2 separate regions of the Homo sapiens genome follow, and region 1 is linked to region 2. The links are chromatin loops, found by intact Hi-C in ENCODE. Cell type or tissue: adrenal gland. All regions are shown on one strand. Links, peaks and the distances in the headings refer to the core of each region. The heading gives the core; the rest is flanking DNA.

Region 1 (2,907 bases), core at 221-2,720, 120 kb before region 2:
TCAGCTTTGGTGGGAGGAAGTCCATGCTGTTGGGACATCCATAGCCTCCTTCTCTGCCACCATGGCCACTCTTCACAGGCCCCTTGTGCAAGCCTTGGGCTGCCTGAGGGGGAGGCATTGGTAGACATTGACCCGATGAGTCCTCTTGCCTGCCTGGTTGGTGGTTTCATGTTTCTTCTCTGGTGGGCATTGATGTGCAATATCACGACCTTTTACGTGGTGCTCACTCCCAGGGGTCCGTCCACATGTGGCCACCTTGTCAAAAATGTCCAGCCTTATTCCTTAGACCCTGACTAAGCAGCCAAGCTATTTGCTATTGCCCATAAATATAGCTAATCTTGGGCCATTCCTCACTCCATTCAAAGTGACTGACCAGGCGCTCTGCCTGAGGCTCTGCCCATGGGAGGATTCTATTTCTCCACTGTCTTTCAGGGCCCCCCCGAAAGGAGGCTCCACTTCTTCCCTATCAGAGTCCTGACTGGCATGGGAGAGTGCTGAGGCCGTGTATCTGGCCATCGCTGAAGTCCTGCTTCTCTTCACATGACCTGGGCCAGGTCTCCTCCTCCAGCTGTAGGAGTTCACATGCAGCCATGTGCCTTCAGTGGGTTGTCAATCAACCTGAGCCTATGCTGTTCTCTCACCTCCCTCCTGGCTTCAATCATCAGAAATATTGCCCCATTCAGGGCATGCCCTTCCACTTGGCTTCCAGCTTGGCAGAGCTGCAGCCAGGGGAGCGTGCTGGAGTCTCGGCCCTCCACTCACTGCTGGGACTCAGGCCTTCCTGCCCTCTGCCTGGCGAGTCACCTGTCTCTAGAATCCCAGCCTCAGAGTCAGCCTCACAGGCCACTTCCTTACCAAGGTTCTTGGGTCTGTCTGGTGCCCTAGAAGCAGAACCAGAGATAAACATCCCAGTGCAAGTAACTCCCTAGAGAAGCAGGACAGATGGTAGAAGAGACTGAGGAAGGTGCGATTCCCAGCCTTGCTTGATCCCCTGGGGAGCTCCGGAGTCAGTGACTGCTCAGCGCTTGTCCCACCTCAGGGTAAGAAGGCTTCCATGTTCCTCCTCCCATTCCAGGCCTGGGGGCAAAGGAGCTGTATACTCCCAGGAAATGCCAGCGTTCTGCTGGTGAGGGTGGAGCCACTGCAGTCGTGTGAGGGGTAATTATCCAAGGAGAGTGGAGGTACAGGCCTGGAAGAAAAGCTGGCAGAGGGTGCCCACAGGATGGGGCAGGCAACACTGATGTCGGCTGCCAGGTGGTGCTGGTGCCTTCGTTTCAGAGATGTTGTCTGGTTTTCTGGGGCTGCCAGAACAAAGTACTGTGAACTGCGGGCTTGAACAGCACATGTTTATTATCTCACAGTCCTGGAGGCTGGAAACCTGAGATCAAGGTGCAGACAGGGTTGGTTCCTTCTGAGGCCTGCGGGGAGACTCTGCTCCAGGCCCCTCTCCTGGTTTCCGGTAGCTGCAGAAGTTCTTTGGCTGGTAGACAGCATTCTCCCTGCATGTGTCCACTCTGTTTTTTCTTCGTGCAACTGTCTCTGTGTGTTCAAATTTCTCCTTTTTATAAGCATGCCAGGCAGATTGCATGAGAACCCACTCTCATGACCTCAACTTCACTCAATCATCTACAAAGACCTTCTCTGCAAACAAGGCCACATTCACAGCTACTGGAGGGTTAGGACTTTGATTTGTGTGTGTGTGTGTGTGTGTGTGTGGACACAATTCAGCAGGTGCTAAAATGTAAAACATAGAGTGTCTTAAAATTGATGACATATGGCACAACCTGGACTCTCCTGAGCCGAGTAGTAGTTAGCACGTGTCTTTATTTTTATTATTGTTATTATTTTTTGAGACGGAGTCTCACTCTGTCGCCCAGGCTGGAGTGCAGTGGCACCATCTCGGCTCGCTGCAAGCTCCACCTCCCAGGTTCACACCGTTCTCCTGCCTCAGCCTCCTGAGTAGCTGGGACTACAGGTGTCCGCCACCACGTCCGGCTAATTTCTTTTTCTATTTTTAGTAGACACGGGGTTTCACTCTGTTAGCCAGGATGGTCTCAATCTCCTGACCTTGTGATCCACCTGCCTCGGCCTCCCAAAGTGCTGGGATTACAGGTATGAGCCACTGCGCCTGGCCTGCATGTGTCTTTACATAAAATTTCTGACTTGGTCTCCTAAATGCACAAAATATTCCCAAGCATAATACAACCCTGTGGTTATGTACAGGATTAAAATAGCGACAGATTCTCAATTGAAAACTTGATCCTGGCCTGGCATGGTGGCTCACACCTGTAATCCCAGCACTTTGGGAGGCCGAAGCAGGAGGATCACGAGGTCAGGAGATCGAGACCATCCTGGCTAACACGGTGAAACCCTGTCTCTACTAAAAAAAAATACATAAAATTAGCCAGGTGTGGTGGCGGGTGCCTGTAGTCCCAGCTACTCGGGAAGCTGAGGCAGGAGAATGGCGTGAACTTGGGAGGCGGAGCTTGCAGTGAGCTGAGATCGTGCCACTGCACTCCAGCCTGGGTGACAGAGGGAGACTCCATCAAAAAAAAAAAAGAAAAGAAAACTTGATCCTGAGTGGTCCTATTGCAGTGGTTGAACTGACACCTCCAGCACCTCTGAAAAGGTGTCGCTCAGTAACAGTCGGGTTGGGGGGGACCAATAATTAGAATGAGCTTCAGACAACTCAAAAGACTCCACCCTTTCCCCAGCGCCTCCTGCCAGAGGAAGCATGTGTCTGTGACTTGAAGGCATCTGGAACTCACAAGGTGAGGCTCGTTCTTCCCATGTCCTCTCTCTTGCTGCCTCCACACCTATGAGAACGATCTCATCCCAACATGCCTGGGAAGGCCTATTTCTAAGGCACATGCATAAGGTGAATGCCTTCACAGCAAAATAAATGAG
Region 2 (2,907 bases), core at 313-2,812:
TGGGTGTGTGATGCCTATAAATAGACACTCAAAACCCGTTCTAAATGGAGTGAAGACATGGGCCTGCTTCCTCTTATGGAAAGGCCTTACATAAGGTGCAGTGCTGCTATTGCTCCTGGGCGGTGTGATGATTCTGTGCCTTTGTCGGAAGTCAGTGTGAAGCCTGTGGGGCTTCTGGGGGATGCACATGGATGAGCTCTGGGCTTTCTGGAGACTCGCAGACTCTGGGAAGGAGGCGGTGGGCGATGGGCAGGTCTCCTAGGGCTGGGAAACAGTCCTGAGACAGGCTCCGGGTTTCCTGAGGCGCTTCTGGGCCAGGAGCAAGTGGGAAAAGCTGGACTGCAGGGCTTGGTCAAGTGACAGCTGCCCAGAGCCGGAGTTTAGGGTGCCTGGAGAGGACAGGGGCTGGCAGGCCTGACTTTCTCACTGATCCACTTGGGGTCACAGAGCCAACCTGTAACAGAGTGAGGAACTGAGGCCGCATTGCTGGACTCCCAGTGGAGGATTCTTGCTGCTGGACTAACCTTTAGTTCATGAACTCACCCAGAAATTACTTATTTTTGGAGGACCGCAGATGGCGAGCTTAGGAGTGAAGAAGGGAATACTATTTGATGCTAATGTGATTCCAGGCAACATTCTAGAGGTTCCCTTGCAATTCACCTTCCCAGCCACCTTTGAAGTAGTTATTGGCCAGTTTTATACACGATGAAACTGACAGAGATGGTGTGAAGGGATTTTCTGACGTTCACACAGGAAGCAAGCAGCCCATGCTGACTCCACTGCGGAAAGCGTGTGTGTGATTGACATGCTTTTTGTGTGGTGCTCACTTTGGGTGTGATAAAGAGGCCTCCTTGCAAAGGGCCAGGATCTGTGAAGCACCATGTTGCTTCACAGAACAGGCCGTGAAAAGCCACAGAAGCACCATAGCCTGGGAAAGAAATGGAACAACGGTGCAAACAGCCAGTTTCCCCTGAGCAGAGGCAAGCAGGTTACGGCTCTGCAGCTCCCTTAACGGGTAGCTTGTTCAACATGGAAACATCTTTAGCCTCCTCAGAGACGTTGGGTCATCTCCTTTACATGGGGACCAGAAGTATCTTCCCTGGGCCATTTTGGGTGGAGGAAATTTCGTAATTATAACCCTCTGCTAGGGGTGTCTACCTAGGAAGTGAGAGCAACTGGCCGCTTTCTTAGAGAAGTGAAGACGCTGAGTAGACTAAACCTTTGTGATGAAGTCGAAGCCACTGTGTTGCCTGTGTCCTGTTTCCTTCCCCAGTGAATGGGGCTCTTCCCTACGACTGCAGACCCCAGGACCAGATTGCAGGTGCCCTGTCCAGCAGCGCAGCCATTCGTGAAGGGCTCGCAGCCTGGCCCGGCTCAACAGCTGATGCCCCCGGGAGGAGGCTGTATTACTATCCTTTTTGAAAGGAACACAGAAAGCCCTTTGTAACTTTGTCTGTAGCCAACATGGAGGGAGAGGCAGAATTCAGATGTGATGTTGCAGACAATTGAACACCCCTCCTCCTGTTCCACCCCAGCTTCCTGCCCGTAGCCTTCTAATGCCCTTGCCCTGAATTCCTGATCCAACCCAAGGGCCTGGCCTTGAAACCCCCGAGCCTGCTGGCAGTAGCTTCCTCTTCAGCCTTCCTGTGCAGAGCTTCCTCTATTCAGGGAAGTCTGAGACCTGGTGGCCTCTTTCTCATTCTTTTCATGAAACCATCTTGCCCAGGAGAAGGTGGGCTGAGACCCTGGGCATTGGAAAGGAGAGGTGGTCCTCCTTCCTCTCTTCACTTTCATCGCAGTCCTCTCCCCGCCCACCCCCATATGCACACCCTCCGCAGTCTGAAAGTGTCGTGAAGCACCAGCTCTGCAAACCCGTGGGGTCAAGCTTTGTTGTGGGAAAATACATATTCATGAGGGCTTTGAGGAGCCTCATTAAAATGCAGAGAGTCTCTCCTTTCAGAATGGTACATAAGCCATCTCTTTATTTGCCCAACACATTGTTCTTAAGGCAATAATTATGCGATGAATGGCTAAAGAAACATTTTAATTATTTGTTTAGGGTAATTTCTGATTATCTCATTAGAATTATAATCTGTCCACTTTTACAGGTGATTCAAAGCCTCATATTTACATTTTTATACTTGAAGGAGCTCTATGTGCGCACCTGTATCATTGCTGAAGTGAAAGTAATTTTCTCTGTTTTCTTCTGCTTTATTCCAGAAAGATTTGATCACCAGGAGATTTTTCGGGACATTACCAAACCACTCATTTTAGGTAAGAAATACAAGGCAGCGTTGCATGGAATGAGGTTTTGCTTTTGCCATGTGGGGAGCGGACCGTTTCACTGGAGGGAAAATGCTACATTGCAGGCAGAGCTGGCAACTGCCGTGGCTCTTTGTTTTCTGGGATCCTGTGTGTGTGAGCTTGGGGAGTTTGAAGCTGGGGTTTGAGTCACAGCCAAGGAGTGGATGGACACTGGGGACGCTTCTGGCACTTACCTTGCCCGGAACCGACCTGCCCACCACCCAATGACAACACAGCAAGACACGCACTCCCCATCTGTCCTCTCCTCATTATACTGGTGTTTCTGTAAACCATGGTCCTCACCAGACTCAGTCATTGATTTGTGTAACCCCTACCTAGGTTCCTAGTTACAGCGAAAGTAGACACATGTATATCGGCAATAATAGGTAGCACTCGAACCTTTCACTCTCCAGTGTGGGCAGTGGCTGGTCTACTTTGAGAAGGGACCAGCCATTGTGAGATACCAGGAAGCTGAGCAGAAGAAATCTAACTTTGATAAAAAGAGGCCTCCTCATCTTGCCAGGGATGGAGCGTGGTCCATCCTCCCTCCCTGTGCATGGAGCAGTATTGCAGCCCTGAAGACACTGCCCCATGGTCAGCATC

Evidence for each region. Peaks named below come from ENCODE experiments on the same cell type or tissue, not always from the same donor. Only the 100,000 strongest peaks of a DNase experiment are listed, where the experiment ranks them.
Region 1: it touches region 2 in a loop (2.0-fold over the local background); 3 of 110 quality-filtered maps call a loop at or near these places.

Annotation. Positions count from the first base shown.
Region 1 is chr15:28,872,670-28,875,576 of GRCh38, forward strand. No RefSeq gene overlaps it. Among named protein-coding and RNA genes, the nearest start is that of APBA2, 12 kb to the right of the region's middle. RefSeq lists an enhancer at 2,548-2,907. In adrenal gland, for the core only: a CTCF peak has its summit at 1,263; DNase peaks (open chromatin) are centred at 1,172 and 1,437.
Region 2 is chr15:28,993,533-28,996,439 of GRCh38, forward strand. It overlaps APBA2 (amyloid beta precursor protein binding family A member 2), which reads left to right. Exons shown (of 15, transcript NM_001353788.2): 3 at 2,221-2,274. Among named protein-coding and RNA genes, the nearest start is that of APBA2, 110 kb to the left of the region's middle. In adrenal gland, for the core only: no CTCF peak of the experiment used is centred there; no DNase peak of the experiment used is centred there; H3K27ac peaks cover 278 bases.